Regions from separate parts of the Homo sapiens genome. Here region 1 is linked to region 2. Evidence: read pairs that join two places in POLR2A ChIA-PET (ENCODE). Cell type or tissue: OCI-LY7. All regions are shown on one strand. Each heading gives the region's core, and the rest is flanking DNA. Links, peaks and the distances in the headings are about the cores only.

Region 1 (8,353 bases), core at 2,962-6,961, 120 kb before region 2:
AAAAAGCTGGGTGTTGTGGTGCTCACCAGTAGTCCTAGCTATGGGGAGGCTGAGGCAGGAGGGATCCCCTGAGCCTAGGAGGTCAAGGCAGCAGTTAGCTATGAGAGCACCACCGCATTCCAGCCAGAGTGACAGAGTGAGTCCCTATCTCAAAATACAAATACAAGTAAAGAAATCTCAAGTCATACCAGTCCCTTTTTGACTATGCAGCCTTTGCAACCCCATAGCTGTGCGATTGGGTTTGTGTTGCTGGAGATGAGGAGACCCGTGCCCAGGTGTTGTTGCTTGTCCAATCAGTTTATTTTTAAATATATTAACAAAATTTATTTCATCACACTTGATGAGCTCATATGTGTGATTTTTTGAATTCTCCTTTGAATAGCTTGTAACTATTTGAACATCTTATTGGTTCCATAATTAATTAATTCTTTTTCTAATTAGCTTTTTAAAAACCAGAATTGATATTAGACTAATCAGTTTTTATTAATGAGGAGATGAAATTGAGTTGTTTGCACACTTTAAGATTAGTGTCGTATTGGCCAGATCACGTCAATAGTTGAGCAAGTGCAAAATTAGAGCTTCTTCAGCATAGAACTCTCTCGTGGTTCTTGAAGATGACTTTTTTTTTTTTTTGTCTTTAATAAACTGCTGGTATCATTTCAGACCACTTGCTATTTAGGCACTTAGGAATTTTTCACTGGAATTCATGTAAAGAAAGACCATGGGCGTTTGTACTGGATTTAGTATTCATCATTCGACTGCATGACTCACCCCTAGAGCCATAATTTTACTAATGAATTTTTCAGATACTACTCAGCTAGCGACTGAACCTAACCAGCAACCCACCCTCAACCACTTGATGGTCTTTTGTTCTTCTCTGTTCCTCCTGAAACTCAGTTACTCTCAGAAGGTGATAAATACTTGCATTTCTTTTTTTTTTTTTTCTTCCTAGAGACAGGGTCTTGCTCTGTCACCCAGGCTGCAGTGCGGTGGCGTGATCATGGCTCACTGCAGCCTGAAACCCCTGGGCTCAAACAATCCTCCCACCTCAACCTCCCAAGTAGCTGGGACTACAGACGTTTGCCAGTACACCCAGCTAACTTCTTTATGTTTTACTGTAGAGACGGGATCTTGCTATGTTGCCCAGGATGGTGTCAAACTCCCTGCCTCAAGTGATCTTTCTGCCTCAGCTTCCCAAAGTGCTGGGATTATATATATGCAGGCGTGAGCCACCTGTGTTCAACTCCCTATTTTCTTTTTTTAATAACAATTTTATTGAAATATGATTAACATATCATACAATTCATTTATCAAATTATGCGATTCAGGCCGGGCGCAGTGGCTAATTCCTATAATTCTAAGACTTTGGGAAGCTGAGGCAAGTGGATCGCTTGAGTTCACAAGTTTGAGACCAGCCTGGGCAACATGGCAAAACAGCATGTCTAGATAAAATACAAAAATTAGCTGGGTGTGGTGGCTTATGCCTGTAGTCCCAGCTACGTGGGGACATGAGGCTGGAAGATCTCTTGAGCCCAGAAGGCCTAGATAGGTTGCAGTGAGACCAGATGGTACCACTGCACCACAGCATGGGTGACATAAGGTGACCCTGTCTCTAAATAAATAACGAAAAGAAAGAAAGTATGCAATTCAGTGGTTTTTAGAATATTCACAGAGCTGTGCATCCATCACCACAGTCACTTTTAGAAGTGATTACCCACTTATGAGGTACCCACTTATGAGTGAGAAACCCTCACCTCTTAGTCACTACCTTCTACTTCCCCCATGTTCCTGTGTCTTTATAGGCAGCCACTGATTTTCTGTCATTGTAGTTTTGCCTAATCTGGATTTTTTATAGAAATAGAAATTGTACAATATATGATCTTTTGTAGTTTGCTTTTTTTTCTCTTAGCACAGTGTTTTCAAATTTCTTTCACGTTATAGTTTGTATCAGGATTTCTTTCCTTTTATAGCTGAGCAATAGTTTATGTTTATCCATTCATCAGTCAATGGACACTTGTGTTGTTTCTTGCATATTGGCTGTCACAAGTCACGCTGCTATAACCACTCACATGCAAGTTTTAGTGTGAACATATATTTTTATTTCTCTTGGATTTACACCCAGGAGTGAAATTGTTACATTATGTGATAACTATACATTTAGCCTTTGAGAAACTGCCACGTTGTTTTTCAAAGTGGTTACACCAGTCAGACCCTGTGTCCAAAAAAAATTAAATAAGTCTACTGTCAAGAGAATTTTCTTTCCAGGTGACTACTGCTCTAAGGAAACCATTTGAACTTTAGTTTTAGCACTTCTGTGCTAAAACTTAAGAAAGATGTTAATGACTATTCATCTTAATTGTCATATCATTTGTTACATGTGATTCACTTAGCTAAATATCACTTAGAAATTCAGAGTTCTGTTTACCAAAGATTTCAAAAAATTTTCCCATGAAACAGCCCAGTCTTGAAATGAAAAGTTATATATGCATAAGATTGCCTGTCACACACCGGACAAACCAATTAAAGGAAGTAGAAATTGTCATATGTCTCAGAATAGATTGTATGTAACATTCTCAAATCTAGGTGAGATTAGATTTGAGATTAGCTGACTTTGAAGAGAGTTAGTCTTTTTTTTTTTTTTTTTTGAGACAGACTCTTGCTCTGTTGCCTAGGCTGGAGTACAGTGGTGTGATCTCAGCTCACTGCAACCTCTGCCTCCCGGGTTCAAGTGATTCTTCTGCCTCAGCTTCCCAAGTAGCTGGGACAATGGCGTGCGCCACCACACCCAGCTAAGTTTTGTATTTTTGATAGAGACAGGGGTTTCACTATATTGGCCAGGCTGGTCTCAAACTCCTGACCTCAGGTGATCTGCCTGCATCGGCCTCCCAGAATACTAGCATTACAGGCGTGAGCCACCATGCCCAGTCTCAGCTAGTCTTTTGACTGATGGATGTTTAACATCTCAGCAAAGTTCCTTTCATGCACATGAATTAGTTACACTAACTTCTCCTAGATTTGTTAGAAGAAAAAGGAGTTATCTTCAGTTTGTTTGTTTGTTTTTGAGATGATGTCTCACTCTGTCGCCCAGGCTGGAGTGCAATGGCGCAACCTTGGTTCACTGCAGCCTTGACCACCCAGGTTCAAGCAGTTCTCCTGCCTCAGCCTCCCCAATAGCTGGGATTACAGGTGTGCACTACCACACCTGGCTAATTTTTGTATTTTTAGTATATACAAGATTTCACCATGTTGGGCTCAAACTCCTGACCTCTGCTGATCTGCCTGTGTTGGCCTCCCAAAGTGCTGGGATGACAGGCATGAGCCACTGTGCCTGGCCTTACGTTATTCTTTTTCAAGGAAATGAAACCTTCCTTCAGAATTGCTATATTGCCTTAATTTCATGAATATCTGAGTGGCCAACAGACTAGGCAAACAAAACATACATGTGTAACTGCCTCATGGAACTTACGGATTACAGAGGGAGACAGGTACTAAATATTCCTGCAAATAAATATGTGATTTCAAAGTGTGATAAATACTTTGTAGAAAATAAATAGAATGCTGTAACATAGAGGAGAATAAAGGAGGAAACGTCTTGTAGATCAATTGAGCAAGGAAGACCTCTTTGAAACAGTAGAATTTTAGCTGCAAGCTGGTCATTGATAGGTTTTAGCCAAATAAAGAGATGTGGGAAGAGCTTATGCAAGGCAAAAGCCATGTGTACCTGTTAATGTCAGGAGCCACTTCAGTGGACACTGTGTTGGAGGAAAGGGCTTGGAGAGGCAGATAGGATTGTTTTATTCTAAGTGCTGTAGGAACCCCATGAAAGGTCTTAAGCCTGGATGTGAAATCCATTTTATATTTTAGAGGTCACTGTGGCAATTTTTAAATAAATGAATTGTACTCATACATTTTCTAAGTCTGTTGGTGTTACCTATGAAGAAAATATACAGTATTTAAAAAATTTAAATAAGATAAATGTACTTTGTAAATAGGCAATTATACTTCGATGAGCTTTGTGGTGTTGCTATGTGAAATGTTAAGATAGTGGTAGGAAAACCAAGCTTGGGGTTCCTCAGCGTTGTTCATTTGCCACAGCTTTTGAAAGACAGGTAGGCACATGGTGGAACTTAATTACTTTAGACTCTTGAGTCCTAGTCTGCCCTTGGACTCTCAGGTTCTAGGCAGAGAGAGAGATGTAGAAGTGAGATGCAGAAGTGTGTAGATTCTAAAGGGTGTAGAATTTGGAAGAAGATGATGGGAAGGTAGAAATATTTATGTGAATGTAGGCAGTGTTGGAGCAGGAGAAAGGGAATAGCAAACAGAGATAAGAAGGGTCAGCAACTTTCAGTAACCTGAACCATTCACTTTTTGCCCCATTTTATAACTACTCTGGAGGCTGAGGTGGGAGGATCGCTTGAGCCCAGGAGGTTGCAGCAGCAGAGGGCTGGACATGGGGGCTCACCTGCTTGTCTCTGTGACCGTAGATATACTAAAATGCTGAAGTCAAATACGGATTTTGCAAGTAAAATACTGTTAGAATTTGAGCCTTTCAGTTCATTCTTTTTTGGGTATTATATTGATATATTTCAAAAATTCACATTAAAGTATAATCAACTGTGTCCTTTTGTGGAAACGTGTTGATTTGCCATGCCATAGGAAAGCAGAGGATACATGTCTGAAAGTAAAAGATAGTGATGATACAAAATTACATTTGACATTTTGCAAAGATTTTTCTGTCCTTGAGCAATGTTTGATGGAGAAGTATATGTTAATAAATATTGTAATAAATATTGTTCTGGAATATAATTTAAAAATTCAATGTCTATTTTGACAGGCCAGTAGCAGGATATGCTAACCTGTGTCCAAATATGATCTCTACCCAGCCTCAGGAGTTTACTGGGATGCTGTCCACAGTGAAACAGATTATTCATGCCCTGATAAATTCTACCATTACTTTCTTTCCTTCATGCCTTGATTTTCTGCTTATTAGGTTCTCGTTTTTATACATATATTCCATTTTAAGATGATATGGATTCCTAGATTCATGTTCAATAAAAATACACAAATTAGTGGCGCATGGTGGTGTGCACCTGTGGTCCCAGCTGCTGGGAGGCTGAGGTGGGAGCATGGCTTGAGTCAAGGCTGCAATGAGCTAAGATTGTGCTGCTGCACTCCAGCCTGGTGATAAAGGCAGACCTTGTATCAAACAAGAAGATTTATAAAGCTTTTTCCTCCCTTAAAATTCTAAGATTTAAGAATTAATGATACTGAAAGGCCTATGAAAGTATGTAGATATGGCAGAGCCTGCGCTGCTGCTGCTGTTTGTTTGTTTTTTAAGGCATTACCATGGCTTACTGCAGCCTCAACCTCCTGGGCTCCAGTGATCCCACCTGAGCCTCCCAAGTAGCCGGGACTGCAGACATGTGCCACTACACTCGGCTAATTTTTTTTTTTTTTTTTTTTTTTTTTTTTTTGTGTGTGTGGTAGAGACATGGTCTCGCTGTGTTGCCCAGGCTGGTCTCAAACTCCTGGACTCAAGTGATCCTCCCAAAGTGTTGAGATTAGAGGGGTGAGCCACTGAGTCCAGCTCCCTGCTGCTGCAACCTTTTGGGCTCAAGCAATCCTCCCACCTCAGCCTCCAGAGTAGCTGGGACCACAGGCACGCACCACCACACCCCACTAATTTTTGTATTTTTAGTACAGATGGGGTCTTGCCATGTTGCCCAGACTGTTCTTGAACTCCTGGGCTCAAGTGATCCTCCACCTCAGCCTCCCGAAGTGCTAGGATTACAGGCATGAGCCACTGTGCCCGGCCCTTCTGTTGCCGCTTCTGATAACCATGTGAAAATCCTTATAGGGAGAAAGTAGTGATGACTTACCACTTTCTCAAATTAAAGGAAAGGAAATGATCAGCTAAATAATTTTTTACATGTATATTTGAGCACATACAAATGCTTGTCTTCACAGACATTTTGAATTAAGTTTATCTATTGTAAGCAAATGTCAGTCTTGGCCATGCATCTCAGTGTGCTGCTTTTATCTTTACAGCTCTTGTTCAGAAGTGATACCTGAAACATTCTCAAAAAAGGAAGAAAGGCCGGGAGTGGTGGCTCTCCCCTGTAATCCCAGCACTTTGGGAGGATTCTGCTATATATATAAGAAGGCCAAAATAACTTTAAAACGCAGACAGACTTTCAGAACCATTTCATAAAGTACACAAACACACACACACACACACACACACACACACACAGAAGACAGGAATTAAAAACACAACAGCTGGTGCGCTTCATGGTTTTAAAACTCTTAATGGTGCCTGGAAATATAATTATAGCACAGTAATAGATGTTTATAGTATTTATACTGTATATAAATTGAAAATACTGTATTTTAGAAAATTTCTCATTAGAAATATTTACCTCAAGTAATTAGAATTTAAAATTTATAAATATGGAACACTTAATTGTTCGATTCCAATGTGTGAGAAGTTCCTATAGAAGCATTGGCGTGGTGCTTTTATGTCCCAGTTGGTATCAGTGCTCTCTTTTGATCACAGGCCTGTAATCAGCGTTGATATTTTTCACATTAAGACATTTTGAACTTTTTCTTACAGGGTTTCTCTGCTGGGCTGTTTGCATTTTGCCATGATGAAGATGGAAATCCTCTCACTTCAAGATTTGCAGATGGCCTCCCACTTTTTAATTTTAGGTTTTTTTTTTTTTTTTTTTTTTTTTGAGACGGAGTCTCGCTCTGTTGCCCAGGCTGGATGGAGTGCAGTGGCGTGATCTTGGCTCACTGCAAGCTCCGCCTCCCAAGTTCACGCCATTCCCCTGCCTCAGCCTCCCGAGTAGCTGGGACCACAGGTGCCCACCACCATGCCTGGCTTATTTTTTGTATTTTTAGTAGACAGGGTTTCACCGTGTTAGCCAGGATGGTCTCGATCTTCTGACCTCGTGATCCGCCCGCCTCGGCCTCCCAAAGTGCTGGGATTACAGGCATGAGCCACCGCGCCTGGCCAATTATAGGTATTTTTCATTTCTGTTCTTGTTCTCCTCTATTAGAAGGGTGCCAAGACTAGAATCTGAGAATCATAGCATATTAGATGCCATAAATAATAACGTCTTTATGGCAAACCCATCGAAATTGTAGATAATAAAACAAAATAGGGTATAAGAGGCCATTTTATGAAAACATAACTTGTGAGATAGGCAATATTTACATAACGATGTAAGTAAGGAGGAGAGAGATACCCATACACAAGAACCATTCTTAAGCTGATAATTTGCAGTGCTTTCTTGCATTGAGCATATTCCTCAAAAGCATCAAACCTTCTGGCCAGGCACAATGGCTCGTGCCTGTAATCCTAGCACTTTGAGAGGCTGAGGTGGGCTGATGGCTTGAGCCCGTGAGTTCAAGACCAGCCCAGCAATGTGGCAAAACCCTATTTCTACAAAAAAAAAAAAATAGAAAAATTAGCCGAGCATGGTTGCATGTGCCTGTAGTCCCAGCTATTCAGGGTGCTGAGGTCAAAGGATCAGTTGAGCTCAGGAGGTTGAGAATGCAGTGAGCTGTGATCACGCACCTGCAGTTTAGCCTGGGTGACAGAGCAAGACTGTCTCAAGAGAAAAAAAAGAGAAACCTTTCAGTAAAAGTGAAGATTAAATAGAGTAATAAATTCAGTTGTTACAGATAAAAGAATTGGATTTGGCTTTAAGCTGTGTATTTGGGGAAACAATCTGAAGTATGAATGGTAAAGAGAGACTGGAGTGATTAATAAGGTAAAAACTTTATTTTCCGGCTGGCTTTGTTCACTATTTATGTTTAAACATTGCCTTGCCATGGAAACAGATAAAGGAATTAAAAACAACCTCTTTAAGGCATGGGTAGATGAACAGATACGTGATAACAAATATAACAAAATGTTAATTACAGAATCTAGGTGAGCTGGTTACTGATTGTAAGAGTGTTTATTAAACAATTCTTTTAATGTTTTGTATGTTTGAGATTTTTATAAAACAATATTGGAGAAGAAAACTCTCTTTATGTTTTCTGTTCTTTTGCTGAGAATGAGAGATTTATAGGGAAAATGGCAGAAGCAGTCTAGGGAATAAGCCAGAAAAAAATGATTTAGGTTACAGGGAAAAATAAAAATTGATATCCATCATAATTTTCTGTAATAGATAAATATGTTACTTTTGTAGTAGTGCTTTTATTTATGCAGGATAGATTTCCCAAACTGGGATTGCTGATTTAAAATCTGTTTACACTATAAATTTTAATAGAAACTGCCATACTACATTTTTTTTAAAAAAAGGTATAGCAAAGCAGATTCCTACCAGGCGTGTATGAATGC
Region 2 (8,353 bases), core at 2,136-6,135:
GAATTTGGGGGAAAAGTGTTGCAGAAGTCCTATTGCTCCGGATTGAGGATTGTTATGGGTTCCTGTGTGTTTTTGGCAAGAGGGTGATCGAGGCTCTGCCCATTTAGGAGGGGCTTGACGTTGACACAAGAGTTGAAAAGAAAAAAGGCCCACCGACACCTCTCTACCTAGCCATTTATTCCACAGCAGAAATTGGTTCCTACCCATATGGAATACGTTGAAACCAGACAGACAGGGAGAAAGGGAGGGGAGAATTCACAGTGGCCATTGAAAGGTGTCACTGGAAGTGATTCTTCTTTCTTACTTTTATGCCTTTTTTAATATTTTCAAAATTTTTGACCACAAGTATACCGGAATATTCTTTTATCGTTGGTAGAAAAATAAATAAATAAATGTCTTTCAAAAAACTATATAGAAAAGAAAGCCATCTCACAACAGTTGCTGGGTGCAGAGCGCAGGGCCCAGCCAGACTGTCCATGGTGCAAAGGAGGAAAGTCTGTGTACAGAGACAAAACATAAAAGCTCCCAGAAAGTTGAAGCCGCTGGAAACCCGAGTACAGCTGTAGCAGTGTTTTCAGCAGAAACCGTCAGCCTGGCTTTGCAGCAAGCGCAAACAAAGAGGAAGCACTTAGCACCTCCCTGGCGGGAGGCTCAGCCCCGTCAGGCACCGCAGACAGAAGGGCTGGAATCAAATCCCAGCAGCCCTGCATTGCGCTTCCAAACATTCAGGACTGAGGAGGGCAAAAGACTATCAAACACACAGAAGCTTCCCTACAGGGATGCTCCCCTGCAATCTGGAAACAAGAAGGGATTGAATGTTTTCTCTGCTTCCACCAACTCAAAGGTAACAAGAGAAGGCACCAGAAGAATGGGAAGCAGTCAGGGCCCGGCAAATCACAGTCAGCAAACATCAGTGGTGCCCGAAATTCCATCCTGGGCTCAGGTGGAACTTTGCTCTGGTTCTGCCACTAACTCCCCCACCCCACCCCTACCCAGGTCACCACATTTGGCGACTTTAACTAGTGCTATTACCCTACCCTTGTTTATTTGTTAAGTGCCCATGCTTCCAAGGAGGTGAAAGTCCACTTCCCTGACAGCCTGGGACAAAGGCAGCCTGTGTTGAGTTAGCCTTCCTGCCACACACAGACCCGGCCTCACCTCCAGCAGCCTATCTCGCACAGAAGGTTCCTGTTCCTTGTCTGTTCCTGGGGTTCAGTTTGCCAGCAAAAAGCACTTTACACATAGTTCACTAATGTCATAGGAGGACATCTCTAAAAGTTAAAAAAGTTGGCCAGGCATGGTGGCTCATGCCTGTAATCCCAGCACTTTGGGAGGCTGAGGCGGGCAGATCACCTGAGGTTAGGAGTTCGCGACCAGCCTGACCAACATGGCGAAACCCCGTCTCTACTAAAAATACAAGTGTGGTGGCAGGCGCCTGTAGTCCCAGCTACTCAGGAGCTGAGGCAGGAGAATCGCTCGAACCCAGGAGGCAGAACTTGCAGTGAGCCGAGATCACGCCACTGCACTCCAGCCTGGGAGACAGGGCAAGACTACATCTCAGAAAAAAAAAAAAAAAAGAAAGAAAGACTGCACCAGTTAACTGAAGGTTTGTGTAAATGTACACGAATAAATGTGGGAGCTATTTTTGAAGAAGCAATGTCGTCCACTGCTTCAGTTGGCACACCCATTCGTCTCAGGAAAACAGCCTTTTGGTGACTAAAGTAGAAAAGCTAGAAATGGATGGATACAGTTTATGGCAAACAGAATATCTACAGCCCCATCAGGTCCATAAATGCATTTTAGTTGGCCAACATAGTGTTGCACACATGCAGAAACATTATGTTTTTTACAATCCAGTGTTTCTTGAACCATTAATAGAAGCCTTGGCAAGGCGGGCCCCCTCCTCCCAATTGTAATTGCTGGAACTCTTCAGTTCACCCCAGTTCCACCCTTGCCCCCCGGCCTTCCTTCCCCAGCACACTTCATCATCCCTATGGCCTGCCTGGACCTGGCATTTGGGTCATTTGAGTAACAGCTGCTCTGAGGAATTCACATTGGAACAAAGACCCCCTCTTGTGCCAGTCTGAGATGGCATTTCTCACCTCCATAGTCTGCTCGGGAGGCATACACTCTCTCTTGGTCTCCTGCCCCCTTTCCACCACACATCATCATCTCTGTCCCTCCATGGGCATCACCTCCCACCTCCACATACCCCTGCCAATCCCCCACACATATCATTCATTTGCTCACAGACACCAGCCAAGCCCCCAGCCTCCTGTGAGGTCTCTCACCGGGTCCAGCATGAAGCAGTTGACCCCACAGTCCATGGCAAGGACCAGCATGGTGGCACTGCCATACAGTGCGTAGCCGGCTGCCACCAGGTTCCGGCCTGGTTGCAGAGCATCCTTCTCAGAAGGCTCATCAGTTGATTTCTAGAGCAAGAAAGAAATCAAAGAATGTTTTTGTTTTGTTTTGTGATTCTTTTTTACAGTTCAACCATTAACAGGAGGCATTCTCAAGGTGCTCTTCTAATGAAATAGGGCATCTTCCCAGAGGGGCCTTCCCCTACACATCAGCAATATCCTGATTAGATTATCACGGCAGCCTTCCCACCAGAACCCAGATTTCCTGCATCTGGATTCCTCTTTCCAATTAGGGCCCTCCTCCAATTTTTCTAATGTGATATTCCCTCATCTCTCCACTATCAGTTCCAAAAAAGAGCATGCCTTCTTGCCAGTTCCCACTAATTTAATCTTATTACGGGCATCCATCTCTGTCACCTGCCTACTCCATCTTTATTTAAATAAATTAACACTGGGCTGCAGGGCAGCCAGTCTGCGGAGGAAATCAGTTTTGTGAGCTCTTGCCGCTGCAGCCCATACTCTGCTGAGCATGTGGTCTATATCACTCACACGTCAGGGAAATTCTCAGAAACGTAGGAACTCAGAATATCTCCCCAGAGTCATTATGGGGTAGAGCAGATGCTGTCCAGTGTTTTAACCGTGATGCATGGGAAGAAGCACATTTTACATCACAAACCAGTGCCCCCACACACACACCAAAAAGTTACCAAAATAATACCTACACTTAGAACGTGGCATGTGCCGTAATCCATTTTTTCATTAAAAACACAGCCCACTGGGTCATGTGGTCCAGAGTTTTTCTAACACTAGGGAAGGGAGCCCCTTAAGGAGACAGCTCCTAACCACTGATTTCTTACTATTAATGATTTTCTTCTTTTTTTTTTTTTTTGACACGGAGTCTCGCTCTGTCGCCCAGGCTGGAGTGCAGTGGTGCTATCTCGGCTCACTGCAAGCTCCGCCTCGCGGGTTCACACCATTCTCCTGCCTCAGCCTCCCAAGTAGCTGGGAGTACAGGCGCCTGCCACCACACCCAGTTAATTTTTTGTATTTTTAGTAGAGAGGGGGTTTCACCGTGTTAGCCAGGATGGTCTCTATTTCCTGACCTCGTGATCCACCTGCCTCGGCCTCCCAAAGTGCTGGGATTACAGGCGTGAGCCACTGCGCCCAGCCTGATCTTCTTTATTAACACTGGATTGACCTCTTTGGTCATCAAGACAGCCCCAAACAAATCTTTCAGCTTAACTACTCTCTGCTTGAATTAAGCAGAAATAAAAATATGCAATTTCTCGAACTTCACTTATTCTTTTCCTAGATTCCTGCAGCTGAGCGTAAGCAGGGGCATCTGTATCACGCAGCTGGAGAAGGAAGTCATCCCAGCAAAACATTCCAGGTAATTTCTTCCCATAACTTTCAAAAGGGTGGCCCACAGAGCACCTGCATTAGAATCACCTGGGATATTTATTAAAAATGCACATTCACAGCCGGGGTCATGACTCATCCCTATAATCCCAGCACTTTGGGAGGCTAAGGTAGGAGGATCATTTGAGGCAAGGAGTTTGAGACCAGTTTGTGCAACACTGGGAGACCCCATCTCTACGAAAAAAAATTTTTTTTTAATTAGCCAGGCATGGTGGCATGTGCCTGTGGCTACTAAGGAGGCTGAGGCTGGAGGATCACTTGAACCTGGGAGGTCGAGGCTGCAGTGAGCCATTATCATTCCACTGCACATGCCTGGGTGACAGAATGAGAACCTGCCTCTTTAAGAAAAAGAAAAGAAATGCATATTCTGGGGCTACAGCCTAGACACACTGTCAGACTTTCCATGGCGGGGCCTGAGAATCTGCATTGCACTATGCAATGTGAAGGGGTGACCTTCACACTCAAGTGTAAGAACTTCACATTCAAGCATAACAACTACTCATATAAATGAGAAAACCACAAACCAGAAAACCACAAACCCATTTCTTTCCACCGCTTCCCTGCCCCTCCTAGTTTTCACCTGGGGAGGTGGTTAGTTAGCTGGTTGCACTGGGTTATTTGATTCAGTTTGGTTTGTATTCACCAGACAGTACAGTGGAGCTAAACACAGACTAAACTTACAGGATCAAAACTTTGAGGGAATAATTCCAAGTTTTGCCAATGCACAACCTTGAAAAATGAAATTAATGGCCTTTGTCAACATGCGCTGCCTGTCAGAGGCTCATTTTAACAATCACCAGCTTCCCTTGAAGCCAGGTACACAGTGGGTGGACTCAGGACTCTAACTCTCCTCTCCTCCCACTGCAGGCTTCAAGTAACCAGTTCTCTGCCAATAAAGGCCCCTTTTCCCAGAGATTCACCTCGCCCAGAACCATCCGTGCCGGCCTGTGGCAAAGGTGCAAAAGTAAACAGCCCTTCCCTGACATACGGTCACCAAATGCTCTACATTTATACACTTCCTCGCACGGAATAAAAAATAATAGTAATACTTGTCTATGACCCACATACTCAAAACGAAGAGAAAATTATCCCACTGAGCCATGGATTTGGAGGAATTCTTTTCTAGCCCAGCCCCCAATTTTTTTTTTTTTTTTTTTTTTTTTGGAGACAGAGTCTTGCTCTATCGCCAGGCTGGAGTGCAGTGGCACAATCTTGGCTCACTACAACCTCCACCTCTTGGGTTCAAGTGATTCTCCTGCCTCAGCCTCCCAAGTAGCTGGGATTACAGGCGCCCACCACCACGCCTGGCTAATTTTTTTTTTTATTTTTAGTAGAGATGGGGTTTCACCATGTTGGCCAAGATGGTCTCGAACTCTGGACCTCAGGTGATCCGCCTGCCTCAGCCTCCCAAAGAGCTGGGATCAGCCCCCTTTCTAATTCCTTCCTCCAAATGCTCAGCAATGCATGCCTTTCCTCCAAGGGAAACATATTCCATTCTCCTGCAGATGCCCAGGGACCAATGAGCACGGAGCACTTGGCAAAATCAGAAACCTCTGGACCCTTCCTTTCTCTGCCTATCTGAGGCCACCACCTGCTGTAGGCACTGGCTCCATGTCATCACATATTATTCCATGTCATCACATAAGGAGAAGTAGGCACAGAAACGGAGGGCCTGGGGGAGGAGAGACTGTCACGTCCACAGTGGTCTTTCCTCGGAGCAGAAACCAAACCCTACTTTTCTGAATCTCTGCTTTTGTGGTGGGAGCTGTAAAGGACATTGCAAGTTAGAGTATGTCCAGTAGAGGGTGATCAGGCTAGAGAGAAGTCTCAGATCCCTCTCCTGTGAAAGATGTTCAGCTTAAAGGGAAAAAAAGTGGGTGTGGTGGGCATTATTGGGAGGGCAGAAACACTGTTTCCAAACATGTCAAAGAATCTTATTTTCTTATGCTCTAAACAGCCAAGTGAGCAAAATGAAACAGATTTCAACTCAATATTTGGACAAACCATGATGGTTACCCAGCATTGCAGGAGAATTCGCCCTGTCAGGATGTCTCCAGCCAGACACTGGTGGGGCCAGGCACCGTGGCTCATGCCCGTAATCCCAACACTTTGGGAGGTCGAGGCGGGAGGATCGCCTCAGCCCAGGAGTTCAACACCAGCCTGGGAAACATAGCGAGACCCCCTTGTCTCTACAGACAATACAAAAATTAGCCAGGTGTGGTGGTGCACCTGTAGTCCCAGCCACTCAGGAGGCTGAGGTAGGAGGATGGCTTAAACCCGGGAGGGTGAGGCTGCAGTGAGCCATGATGGCGCCACTGCTCTCAGCCTGGGCGACAGAGTGAGACCTTGTCTCAAAAAAAAGAAAAAAAAGAAGAAAAAAAAAAGGCCGGACGCAGTGGCTCACGCCTGTAATCCTAGCACTTTGGGAGGCCGAGGCGGGCGGATCACGAGGTCAGGAGATTGCCACCATCCTGGCTAACACACGGTGAAACCCCGTCTCTACTAAAAATACAAAAAAAATTAGCCAAGCGTGGTGGCGGGCGCCTGTAGTCCCAGCTACTCGGGAGGCTGAGGCAGGAGAATGGCGTGAACCCGGGAGGCAGGGCTTGCAGTGAGCCGAGATCGTGCTACTGCACTCCAGCCTGGGCGACACAGGAGACTCCATCTCAAAAAAAGAAAAAAAGAAAGAAAAAGGAAGAAGGAAGAAAAGGAAGAAGAAGAGGAGGGAGAAGGAGGAGGGGAAGAAGGCAGAGGAGGAAGGGGGGGACGAGGAGGAGCAGGGGGAGGAGGAGGGAGGGAGAAGGGGGAGGGACAGGGAGAAGAAAGAGAAAGAATAGTAGTAGTCGTGGCCGGGCGCGGTGGCTCACGCCTGTAATTCCAGCACTTTGGGAGGCCGAGGTGGGCGGATCACGAGGTCAGGAGATCGAGACCATCCTGGCTAAAACAATGAAACCCCGTCTCTACTAAAAATACAAAAAATTAGCCAAGCGTGGTGGTGGGCGCCTGTAGTCCCAGCTACTCAGGAGGCTGAGGCAGGAAAATCGCTTGAACCAGGGAGGCAGAGGTCGCAGGGAGCTGAGATGGCGCCACTGCACTCCAGCCTGGGCGACAGAGAGAGACTCTGTCTCAAAAAAGAAATAGTAGTAGTCGGTAGGCCCTGGAAAGATGCTGTGGCAGGAGCTGCATGCAACATGACCACACATCCTTCCACGTGCCTTTCCAGGAATCGTGTAGCAAGGCCTGGTCACCATGGCAGGGTCACAGTTACTGATGCTGCCCCACTGGGCGTGGGCACCATGGTGCGATTCTAGCCAACAATCATCTCTGCAGAAAGCAGGAAAAATCCCCTTGGAAGCATTATAGATGTCTATGTTTATGCCTCATGAGCCCTCAACTGGTTTCAGCTGTTTCAAGCAATCAATAAGGCTTCAAAAAACTGAAATGACTTAGAGGTCTGTGTCATACTCATCATCACTTTCTTTTTATTAATTAATTAATTTATTTATTTATTTTTTGAGACAGAGTCTTGCTCTGTCACCCAGGCTGGAGTGCAGTGGTGCGATCTCGGCTCACTGCAAGCTCCGCCTCCCAGGTTCACACCATTCTCCTGCCTCAGCCTCCCAGGTAGCTGGGACTACAGGGGCCTGCCACCACACCCGGCTGATTTTTTGTATTTTTGGTGGAGATGGGGTTTCACCGTGTTAGCCAGGATGGTCGCAATCTCCTGACCTCGTGATCCGCCCGCCTGGGCCTCCCAAAGTGCTGGGATTACCGGGGTGAGCCACCGCACCAGGCCCCACTTTCTGTCTTTTAAAAAAGTCACTTCTGGTTCATTGAGAAGACAGCCGAGCCTTATTGTTGAGAATTCTGTCATTCATAATTCAAGCTGCTGTTGCAAGCTGGCTTGATTTTTTTTTTTTAGTTGATAGCCAATGTCTCTCAATTTCCCAGGTTTTTTTTCCTTAAAAAGTATTATTTGGGGGGACTGAGATGGAGAATGGGCTTAGTAAACATCAACACTGCTTTAGTTGTGGTTAACACATTAGCCAGATGTCTTCCTCTGCAAGGAAGAATTTTGCTACAAACCTCTCCTGCTATTCTGTGGATTTGATATTTTGCAAGGAAAATTGCATTCTTCCATGTCTACAACAGAAATGGTATGTTCCTTGGCATGACTTGGAAAATGGATAAATTGTTGCCTTTTTGCCTTTCTAGTATGAGAATTTGAATCTTCTATTCCTCAAACTGATTGTGATGTGGATCTGCCTCTTACCCAAGATAAAAAGCAAAATACGTTCCAATGACCAAAGATAACTGTGCCATGGGGGCTCTACTTTTCACATATTTGAAAGGAAATTATGTATAATACTAGACAATAAGTCACTTTTAGAGATAAAGTGCAAATTTGGGTCTCAGTTCTTTTTTTTTTTTTTTGAGACGGAGTCTAGCTCTGTCACCCGGACTGGAGTCCAGTAGCGCGATCTTGGCTCACTGCAACCTCCACCTCCCAGGTTCATGCCATTCTCCTGCCTCAGCCTCCTGAGTACCTGGGACTACAGGCGCCCGCCACC

The links. Peaks named below come from ENCODE experiments on the same cell type or tissue, not always from the same donor. Only the 100,000 strongest peaks of a DNase experiment are listed, where the experiment ranks them.
Region 1: POLR2A ChIA-PET joins it to region 2 with 8 read pairs; 4 of 35 experiments call an interaction of 5 or more read pairs at or near these places.

What each region holds. Positions count from the first base shown.
Region 1 is chr9:94,491,443-94,499,795 of GRCh38, forward strand. All of the region lies in intron 1 of LOC107987100 (a long non-coding RNA gene), which reads right to left. It also overlaps the pseudogene LOC100421692. Among named protein-coding and RNA genes, the nearest start is that of PCAT7, 59 kb to the right of the region's middle. In OCI-LY7, for the core only: no CTCF peak of the experiment used is centred there; a DNase peak (open chromatin) is centred at 5,149; H3K27ac peaks cover 2,859 bases.
Region 2 is chr9:94,607,630-94,615,982 of GRCh38, forward strand. FBP1 (fructose-bisphosphatase 1) reads right to left here. Exons shown (of 7, transcript NM_000507.4): 4 at 2,292-2,432. Among named protein-coding and RNA genes, the nearest start is that of FBP2, 18 kb to the left of the region's middle. RefSeq lists enhancers at 416-917, 2,346-2,845. In OCI-LY7, for the core only: no CTCF peak of the experiment used is centred there; a DNase peak (open chromatin) is centred at 4,232.